2 separate regions of the Homo sapiens genome follow, and region 2 is linked to region 1. Evidence: chromatin loops called from intact Hi-C (ENCODE). Cell type or tissue: endothelial cell of umbilical vein. All regions are shown on one strand.

What was found. A loop is a pair of places that touch in the nucleus more often than their neighbours do. Peaks named below come from ENCODE experiments on the same cell type or tissue, not always from the same donor. Only the 100,000 strongest peaks of a DNase experiment are listed, where the experiment ranks them.
Region 2: a loop joins it to region 1, with 21 times the contacts of the local background. A loop is called at or near these places in 8 of 110 quality-filtered maps.

Annotation. Positions count from the first base shown.
Region 1 is chr13:57,626,106-57,634,105 of GRCh38, forward strand. It overlaps PCDH17 (protocadherin 17), which reads left to right and starts at 5,639. Exons shown (of 4, transcript NM_001040429.3): 1 at 5,639-8,000. The coding sequence starts at 6,442. RefSeq lists enhancers at 3,602-4,187, 6,146-6,825. In endothelial cell of umbilical vein, CTCF peaks have their summits at 1,672 (motif pointing right) and 7,475 (motif pointing right); DNase peaks (open chromatin) are centred at 1,706, 3,916, 5,786, 7,526 and 1 weaker place; H3K4me3 peaks cover 4,032 bases; H3K27me3 peaks cover 230 bases.
Region 2 is chr13:59,257,686-59,265,685 of GRCh38, forward strand. It overlaps the pseudogene RPP40P2. Among named protein-coding and RNA genes, the nearest start is that of DIAPH3-AS1, 750 kb to the right of the region's middle. In endothelial cell of umbilical vein, no CTCF peak of the experiment used is centred here; no DNase peak of the experiment used is centred here.

The sequences.
Region 1 (8,000 bases):
AGGCGCGGTGGCTCACGCCTATAATCCCAGCACTTTGGGAGGCCGAGACAGGCGGATCACCTGAGGTTGGGAGTTCGAGACCAGCCTGACCAACATGGAGAAACCCCATCTCCACTAAAAATACAAAATTAGCCGGGCATGGTGGTACATGCCTGTAATCCCAGCCTACTCGGGAGGCTGAGACAGAAGAATCACTTGAACTCGGGAGGCAGAGGTTGCAGTGAGCTGATATCGCACCACTGCGCTCCAGCCTGGGTGACAGAGTAAGACTCCATCTCAAAAAAAAAAAAAAAAGAAAAGTTATAAAATGGTTGATGGCTGTGTATTAGAGGTGAACCATACATATCTCTAAAAGAGAAGAGCAGCTAGGAGAACTAGCTATGAAGGAACTTCTATCATTAATTTGATAATTTAAATGTGACATGGAAATCTTTGATACATATTATATCTAAAACAGTTTAGCTATTAAATTTACTTTTGAAAATTTTCTGTTAATGAATAAAAATGTATGAAACCAGGCAGTGAATTGATGGTAAAAATGATACAGAAGGAGAGAATAATTGTGGAGAGAATGACTTTTTATTCATATAAACAACGACTGCATTGAAAACATCAGCATCAAAAATGTCTCTTAAGAACTGTATTTTATTGAACTCAAGAACACAGCAAGTAGGACAAGTGGCTGAAGAATGTTAAAACTGATGCTATTATGACTGCATGCATAAACTCTCAGAACTACAACTACAACTAATAAATATGTATTTTAAGGAGTCTTTCTGAGGCAAAATTAAATAAGTTACGTTACATAAAATTCCATAAATTGCATTTCAACATTATTCTTTAATAATAGTGCTATTCAATTATTGGAATACTATAGCAGTACTAATCATTTTTATCAGTCTATAAAAATAGATTTTAATAGTTGTCTTTTTGAAGCTATTCCAACATAACAATCAATTTACCTTTAAAACTCACCTAGACTAGCATATTTTATTAGACACGTTATAATTATATGTCTTTCCAAATACTTTTCTCAATGAGTATCCACACATACATGGTTTGAATAACTTACAAATCTTTAGATGTTTAATGTGTGTGTATTAAAAGATATAATTTCTGTTTAAGGTTAAGACTATCATTTGTAATTATAAATAACAACTATCAATCAGTCTCTTCTTGAGACGTGAGACTGCAAGTATCTTTAGCTATTTATACAAACATATATTCTTCTAGATTCCTCAGTTTCGGGTTCTATGTAGCCTTCTATGGTATTAAAACATATTTCTGAACGATTTAGCTATATTTATACTATCTCTCTTTTTAAAATTAAGTTTAATACTTTAAACACAGTGAAAAATACATTCCTCAATAACTATGTTGTAAACAAAAAAACTGTTTGGGGAAAAAATACAAGTCTTAAGAGATGGTTAAAAATTAGGAGTGATTATTGTGGTTAAAGGAAAGCCAAACCATTGGAAATGAAATATCAGTTAATTTCACTCCCTTTGAACATAAACTAGGTATGGGACATAAGGAAGAAAATTAAGTACCTTGGGTATATGTCAGTATTCAGCAATAAAATTTAATACTATAGGTTAAATAAAATACAAATATGTGATACATTTCAGTCAGACACGCTGTGGTCTTCACCTAAAGCATGGTAGTTCTTTTTATATACACTAGGGGGCGATGTGACATAATTACTCTGGAGGGGTCGTAAGCAAATTTATCTCTATGAGGATGTATTCTCATATCACTGGGTCTCTTAGAAGCTGTATTTCTAACAACTCTCAGTTGCATGCCAGCACATCTCATTAAGTCTAATTGATAAATCATAATACCCTTTCCTTGGAATTTTTCCCATTCTCTTGTTTTTGCTTTATGGCAAACAAACCTCAAGGATATTTTATTACTTTCTTTGAATTAGTATGTAATGCAAAAAAGACATAGATTTGCTGTATTTAAAAAGTAATAATAAGTGAATGTGCAGTCACTATTCTTTATTCAAGTTAGCTGCTGCTTTTAAAGCCTTAAAACCTCTGATCTTCAGCTTCCAAAATACGTGCCTTGGGACAGAGGTATTAACCCCAAAGAGACATAAAACTGGCATTTCCCAAGGCAGCATGGTTAAGTACTCACTCAGGAAAACAATCTAGATTTCTACAAAGCTCTGACTCTCCCGTTCAGCAATAGTATATGCGTGACAAACTACCTGTTTAGAAAATACAAAGACACTTTAGGATTTAAAAGTCTGGCTGTAAACAGCTTCTCTTTGAGTTTTTAAACTGTCAGAGTCTCTTAAGGGAATGGCGAATTTTTGATACAGATCAGACTGCAAATTCAGACTATAGGTTATCTCATTGAATACTCCAGGAAACAGCTCCTATACCTGAATCTTTAAGCAATTATCCCAATAAAAATCTTCAGAACTATCTTGTAATTTGTTTGGATTTGATTTTCTTTGAAGGCTGAATGATTCATGTTACACACTTGTATGTTAGTCATTCACAATTTATAAATGGCAACTTCAGTATTTATGAATTGCGATCAATACTCTAGCAATCAAACACTCACCTTTTCTATTTCAATACTTCAATTTTCTTTTTTGTTCTTAACTCTTTCTCAGAACGGCTGGATCACGAGCAAACCAGTCTCCAGTTGCAGATGTTTGTGATAATATTTAGGGAAAAAAACCTCTCTGAGATTAGTAAATGAAGTTGGAGAATAAATAGATGAATCAGAAGTCGGCCTGTGTATGTGTGCTTGTGTATGTGGTGTGTGGTGGTGGTGTGTGTGTGTGTGTATATATGTGTGTGTGTGTTATGGCTTACAAAACAGAAATCTTAGATCTCCTAATGATTGGCCTTCGTGTTTTATACTTTTGTTTTCATGGATCTTTAGCAAATGCGGTTATCAATGGCTATTTGATCTTAAGGAGAAAAAATCAAATTGCAATGTGACACTTTAATAACAAGAATGGAGGTGAACAAAACACCGAAACTAGTGTGTGTGTGTGTGTGTGTGTGTGTGTGTGTGTCGGGGGTTGGGGGGTGGGTATCCACTTTACCTTGAACCTGGGCTGAGATGGTGAGGAAGGATGACCAAAAGGGGTAGAACCTTAAGTAGTATTTAGCCGGATTTGAGTTTACAAAGCTTGTATTGACAGTGAGCCTTTCTCCTTAAAGGAGAGGCTCTATTTCTCTTAAGAGACATAGCCTCTCTTTCAACGGGAGTCTGCTTTTCTTCTGAAACACTTTCATAATTAAGTGACTTTCCTTGCATAGGTGCCTGAGGACAGCTGATTTTTCTCAGAGGATGAAGAAAGTTACATATTGATTGCTGTTGCTCGCGGCATGTTCGTACCAGCGCGGGCAGAAACGGGCTCACGAGCGCCCTCGAATTCACACACACTCACCGAAATACACATCTCAGCCCGTGGAAGCGCATTCACACACACCCACGTACACTCCTCCGCACCTCATTCAGATGGGTCCACGCGGAGTCAGGGCTGCGCTTCCCTTGGCATGGGCGTGTGTGCGGCGAGGGCGTGTGTGCGTGCGTGTGTGAGAGTGTGTGTAGAGAAACCCTTTAGGCAGACCGCAGCTACGTTATTCTGCAAGCATACTGCGATTCCCGATTCCGTGTATGTAGGACCACAAAAAAATTAAATCGCTGTTAAACTTTTTTTTGTAAATTCTCTTTTCCGAAGGAAGGCGCTGGAAGAGCTACTCCCGGTGGTTAAAGGCCCGGGAGACCTGGTGGCGAATCCTGGGGCGCGTCCGCTTTGGCGGAGCGCTGGGCTCCGCTAGCCGGACTGGTTCCCCATCTAACTGATCTAATCAATGACTCCGAAGAGCCGGGGCTCCTGGCCCCGCCCCCGCCATCCTCTTCTCCGCCTCCCATTGGACGCGGGCCGAGAAGGCAGGGCCTTGCTCCTCGCTCGGATTGGCTGACAGGGAATCAGTATCAATGTTTAAGCGGCGGCGTGAGGTGAATAGAGTCAGTCAGCAAGAGACGCTGGGGAGAGAGCAGGGATCGCGAGCCCGGCGGATGCGGCAGCGGCGGAAGGCGGCTGGGGAGACGCTACTCCAACTGTTGAATTGAATTTTCACCTTTCCTTTCATCCGCTGCTTTGCTTGCGGAGATGGATTTATTTGCTTTGAAATCCGCATATCTTTCTCAGACTGTGGGGTGATCCCGGCAGACACCAGACTGAAAGAGACCACCCGTGACAGAAAAGGAGGAATTAAAAAAAAAAAAAACCTCCACAACAGACTGCACAATTAACTGTACACATCGATGTTGGACTTTGTGAATAGAAAAAATTGAGAGGAAAATCTTGAACTATGATGCGAGGCTAAGCTGGGAACAATTACTGGAAACCTGATTTTGTTTTTCCTTTTCCAAGACTCTGAAAAATTTCGGGGTACCTCTCGCCTAACCAAGAGGAAAGGTTTAAAAAAAATAAACAAAATAAATAAACCAATACACCTAGCAAAGCAGACGCCTTGTTTTCCAGAACCTCGGACTCCGGCAGAAAGAGGTAGAGTAAAAGTGCTGCTAGATTCAGCTTCACCTTCTTCCCTCCATCCTTTTCTCTTGCATTTTCTTTTTCCCCAAAAACATGAATCTGGTTTTTCTTTCTATAGACTGAGTCAGAGAAAGCGTTAGGAAGAAGCCGCAACTAATGTCTGTGAAGGGAGGACCATGAGGCGAGAGTGAATACGATTCGTTCCGCTGCTTCTGACTCATCCGGCAGATCGGAACACCTGCATTTCTGGATGTGTCATTCCCGTATGTCGAGGCGCCTCCAGAACCCGAAATAATGTGTAGACAGACCTGTGTCTAACATCCCCTCGGAGGGAGCTCCCCGGGGTAGGAGCCCCTGGCTGGACCGCCGCGGCCGCAGCTCTGCACCCCCTGCCCTCCCTGAGTCGCCCAGAAAAACTGAAAGAGAGACTGCAGAATGCATCACGCCAAACCTTGATGTGTTGCTTTCATCCAGCCCACTCCTCCTACTATAAGAGAAAATTGAAGGAAAAAAAAAAACACGTACTTTATTTGCTTCAAATATTCATCACTTTTATTCCTCGCCAAGGTTTTCTTTTCTAGATGAAGAGGACTGGGAGGCAGGGCTATTGGAAGGAGATGCTGAATAGAAAGAAAAGAGGCACTTGACAGCCCAGCCCTGTGAATGCAGAGACTGTTTCCCTTCTAGCGAGAGACAGGGAGAGTGTGTGTGCAAGGACTGGGAGGGAGGCTCCCCCTTCCTTTTTATTCGGCCTCCCCCCTCCTCCTTTAAATGTGCACGTCCAACCATGAGTTGCCTGTTGATTTCCCTTCGCCTGGGAAGAAAAGCAAACTGGAATTAAACTGCTTGGAGAGAAGTCCTTGCTCGCGGGGAGAGGATGGGATGGTAGCGGAGGCTACTGGCTTGGCGTAGAGAAATCAGAGAGTGTGTTCTACGAACAGAGGCGAAGATTTATCTCTCTACTTCCCCCCTCCCAATAGACTCACACAGCAAATGCTGATCAGGCTGTGGCTTTCTTGATTTCGGGGGAGAGCCTTTTCCGAGGAAGAGAGGGAGGAGCCTGGTGGGGAGAGGAAACTACAAATCGGGACACTAGTTCTTTACGCTGCATTTCCTCCCCTCCCTTTGGCTGCTCGGAAAGGAGAGAGAGGAAAAAAAAAATACGCTTGGCTGGTAGATGCAGTCCGCCGCCGCCGCTGCCTCAGCCAGCAATGCAAGATTAGATCTCTAAATGCAGCAAAACACTGCCTGAAAACAGACCGGCCCGCGCAGCAAGCAGACATTTCACGGTGCGCTGGGGAAGCTTCAAAATATATCTGTGACTCTGTCTTCGTTGCTCTTCATCCCCATCAATTTCATCACGGGAGGCGAGCAGCAAGTAAGAATTTCACTTTCGGATCTGCCTAGAGACACACCTCCCTGCTCCCTCCCCCACTCGATGTGAAGAGTATTCCGGAGTCTCCGGGCGGGAGTAGATTTGCAGCACCCTAGCGGGAGCGAGGAAAACCTACTGATTCTTTAGCTCATTATCATCTCTCCCAGACGAGATTTCCTTCTTATCGCCTGCCTCATCGCTCAAGTTTGAGCCTCCCGAAGTCCGGGCGGGAGAGACGAAACCCCTGGCTCACCCCCAGCCGCAGGAAGCCACCGCCTTGCTCCAAGCCCCTGCAGCTCTGCTGCACCGCAGCTTCTCACCCAGTGCGGATGCTGTAGATCAACAGGTTCAGGGAACTTGAGCAGAATAAGGAGAGACCACCGGGTGCCGCAGCTCGGGTGCAGAGGGAAAAAAGGACCCATAGACTTGTGGCTCGCGTCGCGCGCGCACGCTGCGCCAGGGCCCCAGGCTGGCGCGCACTCCCTCTCTGGCTCCTCCAGTCCGATTGCTCCTGCCCCCACCTTACAGGTCTGGGATGTACCTTTCCATCTGTTGCTGCTTTCTTCTATGGGCCCCTGCCCTCACTCTCAAGAACCTCAACTACTCCGTGCCGGAGGAGCAAGGGGCCGGCACGGTGATCGGGAACATCGGCAGGGATGCTCGACTGCAGCCTGGGCTTCCGCCTGCAGAGCGCGGCGGCGGAGGGCGCAGCAAGTCGGGTAGCTACCGGGTGCTGGAGAACTCCGCACCGCACCTGCTGGACGTGGACGCAGACAGCGGGCTCCTCTACACCAAGCAGCGCATCGACCGCGAGTCCCTGTGCCGCCACAATGCCAAGTGCCAGCTGTCCCTCGAGGTGTTCGCCAACGACAAGGAGATCTGCATGATCAAGGTAGAGATCCAGGACATCAACGACAACGCGCCCTCCTTCTCCTCGGACCAGATCGAAATGGACATCTCGGAGAACGCTGCTCCGGGCACCCGCTTCCCCCTCACCAGCGCACATGACCCCGACGCCGGCGAGAATGGGCTCCGCACCTACCTGCTCACGCGCGACGATCACGGCCTCTTTGGACTGGACGTTAAGTCCCGCGGCGACGGCACCAAGTTCCCAGAACTGGTCATCCAGAAGGCTCTGGACCGCGAGCAACAGAATCACCATACGCTCGTGCTGACTGCCCTGGACGGTGGCGAGCCTCCACGTTCCGCCACCGTACAGATCAACGTGAAGGTGATTGACTCCAACGACAACAGCCCGGTCTTCGAGGCGCCATCCTACTTGGTGGAACTGCCCGAGAACGCTCCGCTGGGTACAGTGGTCATCGATCTGAACGCCACCGACGCCGATGAAGGTCCCAATGGTGAAGTGCTCTACTCTTTCAGCAGCTACGTGCCTGACCGCGTGCGGGAGCTCTTCTCCATCGACCCCAAGACCGGCCTAATCCGTGTGAAGGGCAATCTGGACTATGAGGAAAACGGGATGCTGGAGATTGACGTGCAGGCCCGAGACCTGGGGCCTAACCCTATCCCAGCCCACTGCAAAGTCACGGTCAAGCTCATCGACCGCAACGACAATGCGCCGTCCATCGGTTTCGTCTCCGTGCGCCAGGGGGCGCTGAGCGAGGCCGCCCCTCCCGGCACCGTCATCGCCCTGGTGCGGGTCACTGACCGGGACTCTGGCAAGAACGGACAGCTGCAGTGTCGGGTCCTAGGCGGAGGAGGGACGGGCGGCGGCGGGGGCCTGGGCGGGCCCGGGGGTTCCGTCCCCTTCAAGCTTGAGGAGAACTACGACAACTTCTACACGGTGGTGACTGACCGCCCGCTGGACCGCGAGACACAAGACGAGTACAACGTGACCATCGTGGCGCGGGACGGGGGCTCTCCTCCCCTCAACTCCACCAAGTCGTTCGCGATCAAGATTCTAGACGAGAACGACAACCCGCCTCGGTTCACCAAAGGGCTCTACGTGCTTCAGGTGCACGAGAACAACATCCCGGGAGAGTACCTGGGCTCTGTGCTCGCCCAGGATCCCGACCTGGGCCAGAACGGCACCGTATCCTACTCTATCCTGCCCTCGCACATCGGCGACGTGTC
Region 2 (8,000 bases), 1.6 Mb after region 1:
AGCTATATTTTCATTGCTCTAGAAAAAAAAAAATGGAACATTCAACATTATACCTAGGGAACAAAAATGAAAAATACCTAAAAAGATAAGAAGAATAATGACAAGTTTGTGATTAGTATTCCCCATATAAATTACTAATAGCATAATAAACAACCCTAAATGCCTCAGTGAATCTGATGTGTTTCTGAATTTAGTGTGGTGTTTCTGCTCAAATCAAAAGATGTTTCTATAACTATTATTTTACATGAGTTCACATCCTATGGGTCTTTCTTTGAACCTGGAATTTAAGCAAACCTCAAATCTAATTATAAGCCGTTAGGGTTCTTCTTCCTCCAAAAATCTGAGGATAGACTGAAATCCTTTTCATATTTGCATGAAATTGATATGGTAAGTATAGTTCCCTATTAAGAGACTTCTCAAGCAAAGATAAATGTAAGCACATTTCAAAATGTTCCAAGTATCATCCAGTCTTTGCCTTTTACTACATCAACCATGAGCCAAGAAAAAAAAAAATAGGAAAAAAGTAGTTTGTGCCTTGAGCAAACAGAGATGAATAACAGCGAAAATCCAAACATACCAACCTGATAGTCTCTTTTAAGGAAATAAAAGTAACACAGACTTCTGAGAAAATATAAATGCCATAGGGTGCTAAAAATATCAGTTATATAACACGAAGGGAGAAGCGGCAAGGGAGTTGTTCATAAAGAAAAATCTTCCCCAAACCCCACATAACAAGCCAACTCACACAATACTCAAGAGAACTTTATTCTTTTGCTGCTCCTTCCCTGGATGGCCAAAAGTACAAATCCAGTAAATGTATGTTGATAGGTTTGAGTCTGGGAGAAACAATACCCTAACATTACAAGTCTTGGATATAGCCTGGCAAATATATGGCCAAACCAGAAAATTCTCCATTCATTACAAAAGAACTGCACAACCAACATGGTGAGTACATTAAATTACACTGAGTAGTATTTACTGGCCCTACACCTTTTGAAAAAATTGCCTTACATTTTTAAAATGACAAATTGTTTAAGTAGTTTTAGAGAGGTTAGAAATTAGACACATACCTACCTTGATCTAGCACCCTACCTTAGAAGAACAACAGCTGCCAAAGATATCAGGTTCTCAATCCTGGAACCTGTAAATGTCACCTAATGTGGAAAAAGAGTCTTTGCAGATGTGATTAAGTTAATGGTCTTGACATGGGAAAATGATCCTGGATTATATGAATGGGCCCTAAATGCAATCACAAGTGTGCTTGTAGGAGAGACACAGAGGGACATTTGATATGGACAAAGAGGAGAAGCGATATGACCATGAAAGCAGGGATTGCACTGATGTGGCCACAAGCCACGGAAGCCTTAGGGTTACCAGAAGCTCAAAGAGGCAAAGGAGTCTTCCCTAGAACCTGCATAGAGAGAGGTGTCCTTGCCCACACCTTGATTTTGGCCCAGTGATACTGATTTTGGGCTTCTGGCCTCCAGAACTACCATAGAATAACTTTTTCAAGTTTGTAGTAACTTGTTGGAGCAGCCACAGGAAGCTAATACAGATGCCTTGGGTGTAGTAGAGAATGGGGAAATTTCTCATCATTCACTCTGCACTCACCAGTTCTACACAATGTGCTCGGGGCCTTGGGTGTGTAACCTCATAAAAGAGGCAGAGCTTTAACTGCTTTAACTGAAGCCTGTTGAGTACAGGCAGTCTCCTGCGTATCCTCACACCAGAGGAGATTCAAACTTCTGTGGAATCAGAACAGGCAAGCCCACTCAGTAGCAGTTAGGCAGAGGGTAAGTGACTACATCCCTTTCGATGCAAATTACTGCAGCCAGTTCCAACTGGAAACATTGTGGTAGCACCTCAGTTTGTACGTCTCACTGGTAGGGAGAACTCAGAGGCCAGTGCGGAGTGATAGGAAGGGCGGCTCCTGGAGTAGGGTACTCTTTTCTCGGTCCAGCATTCATCAACAAAGTGACTTTGAGCAAGTTACCAACCTACTTCACAACAGTGTCCTAGGGCAGCTTTGCAATTAATTTGTAAATGCCCTTTGGCCCACAGAAAATCCATTCAGCCTGTGAGATTTGTATCTCCCAGAGCTACTGATTTGCATACCATGCAGCTATGCCAAGGAGGCAAGCATCTGCCTGCAGTAAATGCAAAGGCAGAGTTCTCTTCTATACACGCATTCCCTGGAAAATCCAAATTACAAAGAAAGGAAGAGGGAGACTATTACATTTGCTTCAGTGCCATTGACTGAATCCTATTTGACCCATTCTGATTATGTTTAGCAAACAGGTATACTGGCGAGCATTTATTTCCTCGGACCTGAGAGACTATGGGCAAAATGTGTTCAGATGCTTTTGGATCCTCAGGAAAAGGGCACTGTATAAATCCAGGGGACTGTTATGTGAGAGAGACGGAGCCTTTATCTCCCAGTCTTAATAAAGAACTAAGCATAAGGCCTATCTGACTTCTAGTTCAGACACCAAATTGACCCCTCTGGGAGTTGGGGAAGTCTCAATCTCCTTCCTGCCTTATATAGCAGTGGTAATAAAGGAGCGTGAGCTGAGGATTAACTAAAGTTCACATACTGCCTTGAAGAGAAAAGTCTTGATTTAAGTGCTGAGAATTTATATTAGTGGGAGGGGAAAAGACTAGAGAATGGCAAAAGGAATGGAAAGTTACACAAAGTTATAATGAAAAATATAAGTTGAAGCAGGTCTAAGGTAAAGATGAAAGATCAGACACAAAGTAGGGGGTAGGAAATGTGTTTTGTTTTTTTTTTTAAGAAAAAAAAAACAGGCTTTTTCTCCAGCTATGTTGGCTCCATCAGGGAATGCTCCTGTGGGTCCTAAAGGGAAGCATATCCATTAAACAGGAAAAGAATCAGGGTTCTAAGTGGAGAAAAAAAAAAAAGCAGCAAAAAATACCAGGGAACAAGAGAAAGAAAACGGTTAAAAGGCAGTAAGGGGCATGATGAAACAATAAAGAATGAAACTCTTAAGAACTTGAACAGGATCTCTAAGAGTCCATTAGCCCCCATTCATTAAAATAGCAAGGATTGCTTCCCTGACTTCATGAAATCAGAGTTAGCCCAGCCTGTCACCTTCCTGATACAAAAATAACTTGACCAAATAAAATGGCTGTGGTCTAGCCTCTTGGCATGTGGCAAAAAGAAATATTTTATTCATATTCAGATATTCTAACGTAAAATATACCGACCACCAAAACTGTATTTGTATACAGAAAAGCAATTTAACAGAACTTAGTTGAAAAGTTGAACATAATTATATTGGTTTGCAGGCTTTTATTATCAAGTAAATGGTTATCTTTTTGTTGATCAATTTGTTTTTTAATCTCATCACTTAAACTTTACCTAGATGTAGCTGACAATATAGCCTACAAAAGGTAAACATGTTAAAATTTACATAAATTGTTAGGGGCAAAGATATTATACCTTACTTTGGTATTATACATAGGTAATTCCAAAACCCATCCTGTGGTTTTGTAAAAGTCTTGGACAAAATCCATTGGATTTTGTGGTCACATGTCTCTTTGTGGTGCGAGGTGAAACAGGGGGTCGGAAAGTGACCAAACTGGGATTTAATTCACAGTCCGAAAGAAAGACAGAATTTCCCCAGCTCATGTGTGGGCAGATCTCAGATTACAAAGCCAATCTGCCATGCTCTATTTCTCTAGGAGTACACAGTCCTTTTACCCTGTTCCGAATGTGCAATTATGCCATATTGTCTATGCAGCATTTTAAGATTTAAAAATCTCATTTTTTAGCATCATCATTCATTTGCTGAACAAAAGTATCAGATAGGATCCAGCTAAGGAATCAAAACCATACCAGTTATTTTAATAAAGAGAATTTAATTAATGCAAAGAAATCTTAACTAGGATTTACAAAACTGAAAACCTGGAGGTCTCCTAGAGGTGCTAAATGTAGAAAGCAACTACCTCCCCAAGGGCTGGAGAACAAGGGGACATGCTGGGAATATTAAACTTAGAGCTACATTGTCAATATGGTAGCCACTAGCCACCAGTGGCATGGAACACTTGAAATGTGTTTAGCCCAAATTGTGATGTGCTGAAAGACTAAAATACAAATGAGATTGCAAAGATTTAGTATGAAAAAGGAGGTAAAATATCTCAATAATTTTTAGATTGCTTATATGTTGAAATGATATTTTTTGATACATTGGGTTAAACATGTATTTATTTCACCTATTTCTTTTTTACTTAAAACAAATCATGACTTTCTTGTAATAGCATTGAAATATCTATAATGTCATTACTAGAAAGTTTAAAATTTCATATGTGACTTGCCTGTTATTTCATTGGACAGGGCTAGCTTACAGGCTCAGAGGAAGGCTCCCGTGGAGCTTGGACACAGTCTTTGGAGAGGGTGCTAGAGGCTGATGTTAGCGTATCTGAGAGTAAATGATAAGGCTGGTTCCAGCACTGTAAAAATCTGCAAACTGGAACCAATTGCTGCTGAATCAACTGTCCCTGCCAGGGTAAAGAGGTGTTGTTACAGTGGTTCTGATAGGGGAAATAGAGAAACAAGGACGAAGTCTTTTCCTTCCTTAGCCTTGCAGTTTACCTCTATTGCCCCCAAGTGGTAGAACCAAACAGGAGTTCAACTCTAAGGGAGAAAAGTGACTTGCAGGGTCCCAGCCCCAACTGCACAAAGCAAAATATAGAAAGGTGAGTCTGATGTTGAGACGCAAATAGCCTAATAAAAGATGCAACAAATATTCATCAAGTGTCAGGCATGGTTTTAGATATTAGGGCTACAACCACAAACCAGACAAAGTCTCTGTCCTCATCCAGCGTCCATTCTACTGAGACACAGCAGACAACAAGCAAACACATAAACAAATAAGATGATATTTGTCTAGGCATTATGGAAAGAAAAAAAGCCATGGCTTAGAAGGTAGCAAGATGAGAGTGGGGCACACATAGCTCCCAGAGGGAGCTGCAAGAGGTCCCTGCAAGAGGCCCCTGGACACTTGTTGGTCTGCCAGAAATCCAAATTCTGCCACTAGTCACACCACCTGCATCTCATGGAGAAACATTGCCACGATTACATGGTTGCACTAAAATGCAATGCAAATATTAATGAAGATAATATTACTGCCCAGGTATGAAACAGAAAAATAATTTTATCACTGGATAAAGACATGAAAAAACTAGACTTCAAGGACATCCACCTGAGTATTCTGGCAGAAAATCATGAAATTTAGTGTTTTCATTGATTTGATAGGCTTATCCTTTAACCCAGATTCTAAGACATATGAAAGGACGTCTTGGCTCTCCAAGGAAAAGAAGCCATTGAAATTTGGTTTTCTTTTGGCTTGGCATTATACAAAAACAATGGGCCTAATAATTTCATATCAACTCAGTGCTACCCTCAGCCAAGGACGGTGGTGGCAAAGAATCCTTGTATACAATCACTGGTTGCATATTTCCAGAGAGGATCTGTCTCCTAATGGAACAGCTAGCTCACTACTCTGATTAAACAAAGTTAGTTCCTCAGATTACATTGTCAGTTCAAGACTTTGCAGACAGCCCTGTTTCATAAAGAGAAAATGAATATTATTTTTAAAAAAGAGAAACATTTTTACAACTTTGTAATTTTTAATAATCAGGACTATTGGCTTCAGAAGGCTATTGGGGCAAATAATGACTGTCCACCATCAAAATTACAAAGTTTTAAAATAATAATTATAAAAAAAGATGGGAACAAGATGAGGTCGAGCACTGATTTAGATAATGAGGTCAGTAAACGCCCCTCTCAGGAGATAATATTTGAACTAAGGTCTGAAGGGAGGTGGGGAGAAAAAAGTCTTCCAGGGCAGAAGGAATAAAACTTGCAAAGTCTCTAAAAACAGAATGACCTGGGATTGTAGTTGGAGCATAACTGTCAGGGGAAAGATGATGAGGGATGATTGGGACCAGATTATGTAGGGTCCCTGTAAGTCATGATAAGTAATGAGGATTTTAACTTAATTGCTATGGGAACCACTGTAGGATTTGAAGCAGGAGAGTGGTATGATTTGATTTACATTTGTAAAAGGTCATTCTGGCTGCTGTGTAGAGGAAGACTCTAGAGGGGCAAAAATATGAGGAAAACCAGGAAGCTAGTGCAATAGCCTAGGTAAAAGATAATGATGGCTGGGACTCTGATAGAAGCAGTGGAAATGGTAAGATAGGACTGTATTCAAGATATAAATTAGAAGTTGAGCCAACAGTTCCATTAGAGAATGGGCTGATTCATGTAATTCACTTGAGTAAATTTTTCAAAGAGCTAACATACTTTGAACACCAAAATTATTTTTAAAAAATCTTGTTTTCGTGGAAATCTTTCAAAATTGTACAAAACATTCCTTGATCTTCTTCTATAGAAAATTCCAACCAAATTTGCAAATTGTTACTTTGACTCAGATCCTGGTCTCCATTTTTGTCTGCCATCTGACACATTCCCTGTTAATTTCTTGAGTTTCTCAACTCCAATTACTTTCACTCCATATGTTAAAGCTCCCCTTGTTTTGAGGCAAATTTTAATTAGGATGGAAAGACTATTTTTCTATATAAACGAATCCATACATTGGCTATGCCATTTAGGGAGAAGCTGCACCTGCCTGACTGAGGTCAGCATCTGCCACCCCAGCCTGTTCATCAAGCCTTCTCTTACCAAAGCCCTCAACTTGGTAAGGTGATAAAATTATCTTTACTTCTGAAAACCAAAATTATCTTTGCTCTTGAGACACCAGCTATGTTTACCTGCTATACCCCACCAAGGTCAAAATCAATACAATCCACACTTACAAAAGCCAAATGACCATTTACAAAACCTAATCTTCATATTGAGTCCCAATTTCTAGTCCTTGTCTAGTTTTACTGTTCTCAGCTAATCCACAAAGATGCTGAGGTTTCATGGGGCCAATAAATGACCTTCCTTTCTTCCTTTCCCAGTTTCTAGATGGAAGTCTGAATTAGAAATCAAATTATCATTTACTAAGGGATCTAAACTAGAGCCTGTGGCTTGAATTTAAGGCCAACGGCTTTCCTAATATGTCCTCCTGAACTGAACTCAAACCACCACACTACAAACTCACCACCTGGAATGATGAAGGTGAAAGTGAAATTGGAGTGGGATGAAGAGCCTATAGAAAGTAAAGAAGGAAGAGAGAAAATAATACTTGATCCTTCATAAAGCTGGGTTCTGAAGAGGAACAGAGAAATGGAGCCATAGCTAAAGGGGATGTCAGATCAATGGAAGATTACATTATGAGAAGGGAAGTAATGGGATATGTTTATATATTCATGGAAATAATCAAGGGAGGTGGGAGAGATTAAGAATGTTGGAAAATGTATATATACATATGTATGTATGTGTATATATATGTGTGTGTGTGTGTGTGTGTGTGTGTGTGTGTGTATATATATATCAGAAAAGGGGGTGTCCTTGACAGTCAGCAGAGAGATTTCAGAGCCCCAGTAGAGAGATTGGCCTCCATAGTAACGGGTGGGAATGTAACGGTGATGGGGGCACAGGAATTTAGGTTTCTAGATTTAGTTGTGGGCAGATGGAGTTTTCATTCTGTTTTCTATTTTCTGAATGAAAAATGAAGTGAAGTATTCAGCTAAGAATGAGAGGGTGGGAGGTGTGAGAATAGAGAAAGTTTGAAATTAAAATCTTGCTGGGTAGAGAAGCAGAGTTACAGAGGAAATGATTTCTTAGTACTTGCGGAAGGCCCACTCGAAGTTTGTAATAATTTAAAGTGAAACCAGTCAGCCCATCCACGTAACTTTCTCCAGCAGTATTTGGAAAGCCAGGGATAGCCAACGAGAAGCTACGTGGACTCAACTAAACACGAGCTATTGTAGGTCAAGATGGAGAGAAATGGAGAGCAAATGGAGTTGAGGGCTTTTGCAAGAGCAAGATTATGTTAATTTAGTTAGCAATAATCATTGAACTCCTGTTA